Regions from separate parts of the Homo sapiens genome. Here region 1 is linked to region 2. The links are chromatin loops, found by intact Hi-C in ENCODE. Cell type or tissue: PC-9. All regions are shown on one strand. Links, peaks and the distances in the headings refer to the core of each region. The heading gives the core; the rest is flanking DNA. Region 1 overlaps SIPA1 (signal-induced proliferation-associated 1). Region 2 holds the start of CST6 (cystatin E/M).

The links. A loop is a pair of places that touch in the nucleus more often than their neighbours do. Peaks named below come from ENCODE experiments on the same cell type or tissue, not always from the same donor. Only the 100,000 strongest peaks of a DNase experiment are listed, where the experiment ranks them.
Region 1: a loop joins it to region 2, with 5 times the contacts of the local background. A loop is called at or near these places in 4 of 110 quality-filtered maps.

Annotation. Positions count from the first base shown.
Region 1 is chr11:65,650,453-65,655,811 of GRCh38, forward strand. It overlaps SIPA1 (signal-induced proliferation-associated 1), which reads left to right. Exons shown (of 16, transcript NM_006747.4): 15 at 1-27; 16 at 117-460. The coding sequence ends at 263. RELA (RELA proto-oncogene, NF-kB subunit) reads right to left here. Exons shown (of 11, transcript NM_021975.4): 10 at 5,236-5,310; 11 at 3,149-4,548. The coding sequence ends at 3,926. Among named protein-coding and RNA genes, the nearest start is that of MIR4489, 3.9 kb to the left of the region's middle. RefSeq lists a silencer at 2,049-2,288 and enhancers at 2,349-2,828, 2,839-2,888, 3,629-4,129. In PC-9, for the core only: no CTCF peak of the experiment used is centred there; DNase peaks (open chromatin) are centred at 1,319, 2,229 and 2,539; H3K4me3 peaks cover 1,764 bases; H3K27ac peaks cover 3,381 bases.
Region 2 is chr11:66,010,758-66,016,116 of GRCh38, forward strand. CST6 (cystatin E/M) reads left to right here and starts at 1,251. Exons shown (of 3, transcript NM_001323.4): 1 at 1,251-1,527; 2 at 2,069-2,194; 3 at 2,560-2,748. The coding sequence starts at 1,288. The coding sequence ends at 2,643. RefSeq lists an enhancer at 2,733-3,308. In PC-9, for the core only: no CTCF peak of the experiment used is centred there; DNase peaks (open chromatin) are centred at 684, 1,844, 2,364, 4,864 and 1 weaker place; H3K4me3 peaks cover 1,498 bases; H3K27ac peaks cover 3,423 bases.

The DNA.
Region 1 (5,359 bases), core at 276-5,275, 360 kb before region 2:
AGGAAGCTGCAGGAGGACCTGCAGAAGGTGAGGGGTGGGCTGAGCTTGGGGGGAGTCACAGGGCTGCCCCAGGAAAGGGGCTGGCGGCTCTGACTCCTGTCTCCCCGGCACCCCAGGAGAAGGCGGACAGGGCGGCCCTGGAGGAGGAGGTGCGGAGCCTGAGACACAACAACCGGCGGCTGCAGGCGGAGTCTGAGAGTGCAGCCACACGCCTCCTCCTGGCCTCCAAGCAGCTGGGCTCACCCACCGCCGACCTGGCCTGAGCCGTCTGGAACCACCTGGGCCCCTGAGGGCACTGTGGTCACACTGGGCCCTCCTCAGGAACTCTCCCTGCGCAGAGGCGTGTCTTAGCACTGCCCCCCTCCCTAGCCCCTTATTTGGTGGCGGAAGTGGCCTCCACCCCTTCCCTGTTTGTAAATATTCTGTGGAGAAAAGAGGACTTCAGGGAGTAAAAAAGCCACTGATGTCTGTGTCTGAACATGTGTCCAAGACAGGGCAGGGCAAGGGGTTTTGCCTCCAGAGGCCCCAGCCAAACTCCTCGGACCAGTCAGGACAGGCCCTGGGAACACTGGCTCAGAGATGGGCTGGCACTCACTGAGGGGTCCCTGAGGCCAGGCCACTGCTTGGCTTCTCTCCCATAACGTTTATTTGGTTCTGCAGGGAAGCAGGTGGCCACACCCCACAGCTACCCTGGCCGTGCATCACAAGGCCCTGTGCCTCAGTGCAGGCCTCACTCTTCTCTCTGAAGCCACTGAGCCCCCAGGCCTTGTCCTCTCTCTACCCACCTGGCCACTTCTTGCAGGGCCCAATTCCAGAGGCGGTGGCATCTCCGCCTCAGTTGACTGGGGCTGTTTCTATGTCCTGGAGGAAACGGGCCCTTGACCCACTTCCCTCCTCACCAGCCTATGGTCCTCTCTGTTCCTCGCGAGGCCAGGCCTTTCCCCGAAGTGGCATCATCAAGTCCAAACTTGGGACTTTGTCTAAATCCTTTGGTTTCTGGACCTGAGGCCCAGATAGGGCAGACTTGCCCAGCATCTCATGCCTATTCCAGTCCCTTCCCTAGGCTGGCTGAAGCTCCATGGTGAGACCTAGGCCCTGGGTCTGTTAACTTAGGTGCTGGCAGGATGAGCTAGGCTCGGAGAAACAGAGCATCTGAGGATCAGGAAGGCTTCATGGAGGAGGTAATATGAGGGCTGAGTTTTGAAGGCTGGGTAGGAGTTCACCAGGCAGAGACGTCAGAGGTATCCTGGTAGGACCAGTCTGGCTGAGGCCTGCTGGACTAGAGCCAAGGCACACCCAGGAACCCAGCGTCAAAGAAGCCAGATCAGAAAGGGTTGTGAAGGTGCACTAGGGATCCTGGGTTAGCAGTTCCCAAGACTGCCACTTTTTCCTGGTTGTGGACTAGTGTGGAAGGCTGTGGTCACTGAGGGTGTGTCTGCAGAAAACTCGGATCTGGTCTTGTGGTTGATGTTTGAAGGGAGATTGATGGGGTGAGATCTGGATGTCAGAGCTCTTTGGCTGCAGGGAGGCGGCTGTAGCCGCAGTCCAGTGGGAGGTCTAGTGGTGACTTAAACTCAGTGATAGCAGTGACAGTGGGGAGAAGTGGGCAGATTTTCCAGGACCTCGTGGAAGGACTGGACGCAAGTTACTAAGGGAAGAGGCGGCATCTACGGTAGTGGCCAGGTTTCCGGCTGGAGCCCTTGGAAGGTGGCAGGGCCAGGGCTGACAGGGAAAAGGAGAGGCAGGCTGGGGATGGCTGAGGTCATTTGGAACAGGATGAGTTTGAGAGGCCCGAGGACGTCAGAGTGGAGATGTCCAGGGGCTGGTGCGCAGGGGAGAGAGATCTGGGTTGGATACGAGGACTTGGAGCTGCTGAGCCATGAGCATGATGGGGTCATTCACGAATGAGAGAAGAACCAGGAGAGGTCTTCGTGGGTCACGGGAGGTCGCGGGACCGAGAAAGCCAAGAGGAGGGAGGCGCAGCCTGGGCTGCAGGGCCTTGGCTCCCTGGTTTCCCTCTGGGCCTCGGGTCGCGGACCTCCGGTCGGGGTCCCTGCGCAGCTCAGCCGTCGGCTTCCTCAGCGTTAGGAGCCTTCTCACCCCGCCCGCTTCCTCCCCGACCCCGCCTCCCAGGCGCTCCCCGGCAGCTTCGCCCGGGTCCTGACCTGGCCACCGCGAGCCCGGGCTCCGCCCCTCGCGTGGGAGTTCCGCCGAGGCCCGCCCTCGCTCCAAGCCCCGCCCCTGGCCGCCCCCCCGGAGCCGGAGCCCCGTGGAAAACGCCACTTCCTCGACGGAATTGGCCTGCCGTCTCGCCGGCGCCGCCCGTCGGAGCCTGCACCCAGGGCCTTTTCTGTTCCTAGGAGACTCGCTGAATTTTGGGACGCGTCCCGCTGACGATAACTCCTTTTCCCCTGCTATTGTCCTCCCGCGACGGTGCGAAGCCCAAACGAAGACGCCATCGGCCTCGGCGGGGATTTTCCCCAGACGCTGGACCCGGCCTCCGGTTGCTGCGGGCTCCTTGTGCGCCTGCGCAGTCGAGAAGGGGGCCCACGCCGGCCAGCGCTTTTTGCTGCTGCGCTTGCGCTGGGGCAAAGCGGAAGTACGTCCAGCTGTAGCCCTTGTGGGCTGCGGCTGGGCCTTTGTTTTGGCTTCCTGAGGCTGTGGATTGAAGATTTCACCGTTCCTCCCAGAACAGAGTATCAAAGCATCGGTGGGCCGGGTAGATCTTTACCTGGCACCACACATTCCCCAAGAGAAGCACACACTCCCTGGGCCACCCAAGGAATTTGGCCCCATCACATCTTTCGAACATCGTTTCTCTTACCTCTGACGCTGGCTAGTCCCTCTTTGACATCCACTCTCAGCTGATCTAAGACCTGGAGCTAATGGGGCCTCTTGGAAGACTCCTGAAACTGCTCCATCCCCACAGCCAGCGGGCTCTACTAGGCTCTCAGTGTGCTAGGACTCTTGCCTTAGCTGCCCGTTTTCATCCACTGGACGGTAACTCGGGGTTTCCAAGGGCATTCTCAGACTGCAAGCTCTCAGAGGACAGTGCACGCATTCACCCAGCTCTCTACCACCAATGTCTGGCCTGATGTGACTAGCAAAATGTGTGCTCAGTGTTTGCTGAAAAAAAGCGGATCTCTAGCCAGCTTGGCAACAGATTTATTAGTTCAGAGTAGAAAGAGCAAGAGTCCAAGTGCTTTGATTGTTCAGTAAAAACTATGCCTCCTGACTGGAGAGCTGCCAGCCTGCTCTCCCCCACTCTTAACAACTTACCCTACTATTAAGGCACTTGAGAAGAGGGAGAGCAAGGAAGTCCCAGACCAAACCCCTTCTGGATCCTGGAGAGAGCCAGTGCTGTTGCACTGGTTTCCTTCAGCCATGGTTGAGCAAGGAAAGAGCCGGCAGAGACCTCTGTAGGGCAGGAAGGCCAGCCCCTCAAACGCTGGTGTTAGGCACAGGGACAATGCCAGTGCCATACAGGGGCTGGTATCTGGGGCGTTATTTTGATTAAGCTGTAATGAATCCATGATGGAAGACACTTGATAAGGCTTTGTGGGCTCAAAGGCCTTACCTCCAGCCTGCTTCTGTCTCTAGGAGAGTACCAGAAGCTGGAGGATGGGGATGGGGGACCCCAGAGTTCCCTACAGAGAAGGGAGCTGACCATCAGGACAGGGGAAAAGTTTGAGTTTCCCCAGCTCCCCCCTTTCCAGAGAAGTTAATGCTTCTGCTTAAGCACCTCCAAAAAGAGAGAGAGATACAGATACTGACAATAAAAGAATAAAATATGGCTCCCCCCTCCAAGGAAGACATCCACAAAGTTGGGGGCAGTTGGAACACACCCCACCAGAATCCGTAAGTGCTTTTGGAGGGCTTCAATCCCCTGCAACCCAGTGCTCTGGGGAGGGCAGGCGTCACCCCCTTAGGAGCTGATCTGACTCAGCAGGGCTGAGAAGTCCATGTCCGCAATGGAGGAGAAGTCTTCATCTCCTGAAAGGAGGCCATTGGGGAGCCCCGGGGCCCCCAGTGGAGCAGGAGCTGGGTCGGGGGGCCTCTGGGCCCCTGTCACTAGGCGAGTTATAGCCTCAGGGTACTCCATCAGCATGGGCTCAGTTGTGTGGGGGGCCACAGGTATGCCCTGGTTCAGCAGCTGCTGAAACTCGGAGTTGTCGACGGATGCCAGGTCTGTGAACACAGCTGGGTCTGTGCTGTTGCCAAGCAAGGCCCCCAGGTCTTCATCATCAAACTGCAGCTGCAGCAGGGCCTCTGACAGCGTTCCTTCCCCAGCCTGGGTGGGCTTGGGGGCAGGTGGGGCCACAGCCTGAGGAGGGCCTGGGGCTAGGACTGGGACAGGGGCTGGGGCCTGGGCCAGAGCTGATACCATGGCTGGAGCAGGGGCAGGGGCTGGAGCCTGGGGCAGGACTTGGGGAGGGGCCGGGGCCAAGGCCGAGGCCTGGCTGATCTGCCCAGAAGGAAACACCATGGTGGGAAACTCATCATAGTTGATGGTGCTCAGGGATGACGTAAAGGGATAGGGCTGGGGTGCTGGAGGAGAGAGACAGAGAGGCAGGGGTCAGAGAAAGCCCTAGAGATCCACCCCGTCCTCTGTACCCCAGCCCCTCTTCATGGTGCTCAGGCTCAATCCCTCTCTAGGGAGTCACTGCCAACACCCTATCTCCTTCCTCTTACCCCATCTGACCCAGCCTGTAGGGTCCAGTTCTAGCCACACCTCCACCTTGGAGTCCTCCCTGACTACTCAAGCCCACGAAACTCTTCCAGCCTTTTAGAGGAAGGGACACTTGGAGAGATAAGCTGGACTCCTCAGTTTACAGCTGAAAAACTAAGTCCTGAGAGGCAATGAGCCCATGGAGCACCAAGTGAGCAGCGGCCTGAAGTGCAGAGCTTGTCAGTTTTTGAGCCTCGCACAGGCACACACATCTTGCTAATTTAGAGGTGATTTTTGTTCCCCCAATTCAAGTGAGAGATGAGAGCAGAGATTCTGCATTTTTAACTTCTGATTCCCAAGATACCCAATATAGAATTTAAGTGGCACGGTGGTTCCCAGGCTTCAGTGTGCATTAGCATCCCAGGAAGTCGCTGGTTCCTGCGCCATCCTTTCAAAGCCTCTGATTCAGTAGGTCTGTAATGGGGCCCAGGAGTCTTCATCTCCACTGCTCCTCAGCTGAACAGAGCTGAACCTGTCGTTCCAGTGGGACAAAAGGAAATCCTTACCTGGCTTGGGGACAGAAGCTGAGCTGCGGGAAGGCACAGCAATGCGTCGAGGTGGAGGCCGGGGGTCGGTGGGTCCTGTAGGGCAAGGGCTAGGTCAGTTCTCAGCCCCAGGGTGTCCCCTCCC
Region 2 (5,359 bases), core at 110-5,109:
TGTGGGAGGTTGAGGGACTTGCCCAAAGCCATGCCGTCAGTAAGATGGCAGAGCTGACATGACTGACACCCCCTCCTTCTGGGCAGTTTGTGTCCTGTGGGCTCAGTCTGGTTTAAGACCACAGATTTGACTTAGACTGTCAGCACACACAAGCCAGTGTCACCATTTATTTCCTGCCGGTGTCTTTGGGCAAATCCATTTTCCCTTCTCTGTAAAGTGGAAACTATTTTTTTTCTTTTTTCTTTTTTTTTTTTGTGAGACAGAGTCTCTCTCTGTCACCCAGGCTAGAGCGCAGTGGTGCCATTTTGGCTCACTGCAACCTCTGCCTCCCAGGTTCAAGCAATTCCCCTGCCTCAGCCTTCTGAGTAGCTGGGAATTCAGGTGTGTGCCACCACGCCTGGCTAATTTTTGTATTTTTGGTAGAGACGGGGTTTCACCATGTTGGCCAGGCTGGTCTTGAACTCCTGACCTCAAGTGATCTGCCTGCCTCGGCCTCCCAAAGTGCTGGGATTACAAGTGTGAGCCCTCATGCCCGGCCTTCTTTTTTTTTTTTTTTTTTTTTTTTTTTTTTGAGTCAGCGTCTAGCTCTGTCGCCCAGGCTGGAATGCTGCAGTGGTGAGATCACGATTCACTGACTTGAACTCCTTGGCTCAAGTGGTCCTCCCACCTTGGCCTCTCAAAGTGCTGGAATTACAAGCATGCCTAGGTGCCTGGCCAGGTAGAAACATTAGTCACTCGCGCTCCAGGAAGGTTGTCAGGCAGCGCTGAGCAGTAATGTGTCCTACTCACCTGCTGTTTATCCAGCACCAGACCTCTTCTAAGAACTTTACCTGTTTCAGCTCACTGAATCCTCACAACACCCATTGTACAGAAGAGGAAACTGAGGCAGCGAGTGGTTAAGTGACTTCTCCGAGGTTACACAGCTAGGAAATGGTGGCAACAGTAAGAGCCCACGAAGAGCTGCGGTTGGTAGTTCATTCTGGACAGCCCTCCCGTGAACCGTCCCTGTACTGGCACTTGTTGCTGGGGACTGTCGCTGTCCTCTCCCTCCCCGGGCCAGGTGTGTCCTGGAGGGCAGGGAAGCGTCTTGGCACGCGGGTGCGCGCCGCCCCCTCGGCCTCCTGGGCTCCCTGAACCTCGCAGGACCCCGGCAACTTCGAGCCCCGCCCCAGCTCCAGGCCGCGGGGGCGCATCGCGGGCGTCGGGCGGGGCGGCCCAGCGGGTAAAAGCTGCGCGGCCGCAAGCTCGGCACTCACGGCTCTGAGGGCTCCGACGGCACTGACGGCCATGGCGCGTTCGAACCTCCCGCTGGCGCTGGGCCTGGCCCTGGTCGCATTCTGCCTCCTGGCGCTGCCACGCGACGCCCGGGCCCGGCCGCAGGAGCGCATGGTCGGAGAACTCCGGGACCTGTCGCCCGACGACCCGCAGGTGCAGAAGGCGGCGCAGGCGGCCGTGGCCAGCTACAACATGGGCAGCAACAGCATCTACTACTTCCGAGACACGCACATCATCAAGGCGCAGAGCCAGGTGCGGCGGGCGGGGTGCTGGGAGGGGACACCCGGCCCAGATGGGGGAGGCCACAGGCGCTGCCCCAGCGTGCATGAAGGGGGCCTAAAAGCGCAATCGGGATATTTTCATGCAATATTTTAAAAATCGAATTAATGCTAAAACTCCACGATGGACAACCATCTAAATTTCAAGGAAAGACATAATTAAACCCTGTATTGCACTACCTGCCTTCCTGGCTTGCCTGGTCCTAGTCTCTGCCCTGATGGGGTGGATCGGGGAGGAGGGAAGGCAGGTGGGGACAGTGGGCAGCTCCCTAGATGGGGCATGTCTGATGTCTGCCAAGGCTGCTGGTGGGGCTCAGCCTCCAGGCCTCTCCACCCTCCATCCCCACCAGAACTCCCCCCCCCACCCCCCCCCACCCCCCCCCACCCCGTCTGAATCATCCCCTCTCCCTCTCTCCCCACCTGAGTGCCTGGGGGCAACAGGAGAATATATCAAGAGGTGAGAAGTGAGGATCAAGGGTCAAGACCCCTGACCTGCCCCTACCCTATGCCCCCAGCTGGTGGCCGGCATCAAGTACTTCCTGACGATGGAGATGGGGAGCACAGACTGCCGCAAGACCAGGGTCACTGGAGACCACGTCGACCTCACCACTTGCCCCCTGGCAGCAGGGGCGCAGCAGGAGGTAACAGCTGGGCTCCTCCAGCCCCAGCCCTCCCCAGAGCCTCAGGCACTCAGGTTGTCCATCCTGAACTGGTTTGGCTGGACACGTAGATGTCTAGATGTCTGGCTGAACCTGTCGTCCTTCTGGATGAGTCAGCCTCTGGGCCAAGATGGGGTGCAGAAAGGAAGCTGGGGCTTCCCTCGGGAATGGGGAAGTTGGCTACCAAGATCTGGAGTCTAGCCCCAGACATGCGGCTTGACATCCGTTGGGTCAGTGATTGTCCCTCTCTTGGCCTGGAGCAGCCTGGCAGGCAGAGGGCTGGCTGTTGGGAGGAGACAGGTCGAGGCTGGGCTCACCCCTCCTTCTCCCCCATATTCCCTCCACAGAAGCTGCGCTGTGACTTTGAGGTCCTTGTGGTTCCCTGGCAGAACTCCTCTCAGCTCCTAAAGCACAACTGTGTGCAGATGTGATAAGTCCCCGAGGGCGAAGGCCATTGGGTTTGGGGCCATGGTGGAGGGCACTTCAGGTCCGTGGGCCGTATCTGTCACAATAAATGGCCAGTGCTGCTTCTTGCATTGGTTTCTTCCAAGTGCTTCGCTTCTGCCCCCATCCCCCACTCCCACTTCTGGCAGCTCCCAGCTCCCCAGCCCAAGCTGAGAGGTCACCCTGCCACCTGCAGCAGAGCTGCTGCTGTCCCAGCCCAGACAGTGCTGAAGGTGCAGGGCTGAGCCTCCAAATGTGGAGCCCCCAAACACCCCAGCATCACAGGCATAGAGGAACAAACCTTAGAGCCCCCACACACAGCCAGAGACTCCCAATATTCTCAGAGGTCAGGGGTGGCGGCAGACTCACAGAGGAGGGGCGATGGCCTGAGATAAGAACAGGGCCGGCTGCCTGGGAGCACTCTGAGGAGGAGTCTGTGCTGTGCTCCCACTCAGCCCCAGGAGGAGCTCATGGGTGGCATGGGGGGCTTCAATCAGGCAGTGTCCTCACCCAGGACACTGAGCTCCCAGCCTATAAAGATTCCTCCACCTGCATGTGGCCCAACGATGGCAGAGTCCCTGCAGGCCAAGAGACCATGAAGGCTAGGACAGTGCCTCTCAGTCCACACTGTGGGCTCCACGCCACAAGGACGCCTCTCTTGCCTTGCCCTGGGCAAGACGCCTGAAAGGGGCTAGACTAGGAGCCGCAGAGGGACAGAGATTGTCTAGCGCCCACAGGAGGGGTGAGGGGACAGATTCAATGTAATGTCATTTAAAGAAAACAGCATTGCAGCCGGCCTCACACCTGTAATCCCAGCACTTTGGTAGGCTGAGGTGGATGGATCACCTGAGGTCAGGGGTTCAAGACCAGCCTGGTGGCCGGGCGCGGTGACTCACGCCTGTAATCCCAGCACTTTGGGAGGCCGAGGCGGGCAGATCACGAGGTCAGCAGATCGAGACCATCCTGGGTAACACGGTGAAACCCCGTCTCTACTAAAAATACAAAAAATTAGCTGGGTGTAGTGGCGGGCGCCTGTAGTCCCAGCTACTCGGGAGGCTGAGGCAGGAGAATGGCGTGAACCCGGGAGGTGGAGCTTGCAGTGAGCCGAGATGGCGCCACTGCACTCCAGCCTGGGCGCCAGAGCCAGACTCCATCTCAAAAAAAAAAAAAAAAAAAAAAAAACCAGCCTGGCCAACATGGTGAAATCCCATCTCAACCAAGAATACAAAAATTATCTGGGTGTGGTGGCAGGTGCCTGTAATCTCAGCTACTCAGGAAGCTGAGGTAGGAGAATCGCTTGAATCCAGGAGGCAGAGGTTGCAGTGAGCCGAGATTGCGCCACTGCACTCCAGTCTGGGAGACAGAGCGAGACTCCATCTCAAAAAAATTAAAAATAAAAAAAGAAGAAGAAAACAGCATTGCAACATTTGCACATCTGAATTTGTGGCTGCAATTCATACCCCCCCATACATATACACACGCACACACCCAAAGCACAACACACCAGACATACACACACAGACACCCAGAGCACACACTCAGATGCTGGCAGATATCACATGCATACCCAGAGAAACACAGCCTAGCAACTCATGAGCACAGAAGCAACACACCCTAGAGAAACAACCTGGAGATGTACACACAAAACTCAAACACAACCCAAGGACCCACATGCCACACCCAGAGGTTCCTCAGATGCACAAGCACACACCCACACTTGGGATATGGGCCTTGGGGGTGCTAGGTATAGGCACCATCAGGCCCAGGCAGGCAGCACTGCAGTGGCTGCGGAGAGCATCCCACGGTCCTTCCTTTCTGACAAGGCCTCACACCCTGCTTGTGCCTGCCTGGTCCCCTGCCCAAGGCTGGGGCCTAATAAGCAGCAGCCCCAGCTCCCAGGCCCTGCTGTCGGCCTTTGGAGGCCAGATTGGGGTAGAGACGGGGAAACGGGAAGTAGACCCTGGGTCCCACCTGGGAGTGAGAAGCTGAGGGGTGGCATTTGACAGGAGCTGGGGACCCAGGAGACAACATCCAGCCCTGCTTCTGCTCAAGCTTGTCAGATGTGGCAGCTCAGACAGCCCAGGGTGTGTGCGGGGCCTGCTGCTTGGAAGGGCTCCCATGTGCCACCAAGCAGGGACTCCCAGCATGGGGCAGGCACAGGGTGGGTGGCAGGAAATGCCTGTTGAATGAATGTGTGAGGTGGTGGAGAGAAGCAAGGCCCAGAGACGCCTGCCCGGTGACCTCTCCGCCCCTGGAATCTGTGCCCAAATCCCAGATGGCATTTCCTCCGCATAGTCTATTCCTGGGCCCTGGGCCCTGGGCCAGCCAGTGCCTTCCGCCAGACCAGGGAGGGGAGGTGCTTCTTCTGTCCTGGGACCCTGGAAGCTCCAGCACTGACTGGTCTGGTCCAGAGATGGGAGGGTTGGCAAAAAACTATTGCCCTTCAGCTCCCGCTCCTGACTCCCTCCGGCCTGAACTGCACCCTGGATTCGCCTCTACTAGAGGTGAGATGGCTGTTGTAGATAATGGAAAACCCTCCACTTAAGGAGAGACCCCTGGGGCCAGGGCGAGGCTTGAACTTGACTCAGTGCTAGGTCTCCAGCACCCAGCATAGGCCAGTGTCCCACTGTCACCCCCAGCCATGGGGACAGGGGCTCTGGACATCCAGCCTAGGCTCAGGCTATCAGTCGGGGAGGTCATCTA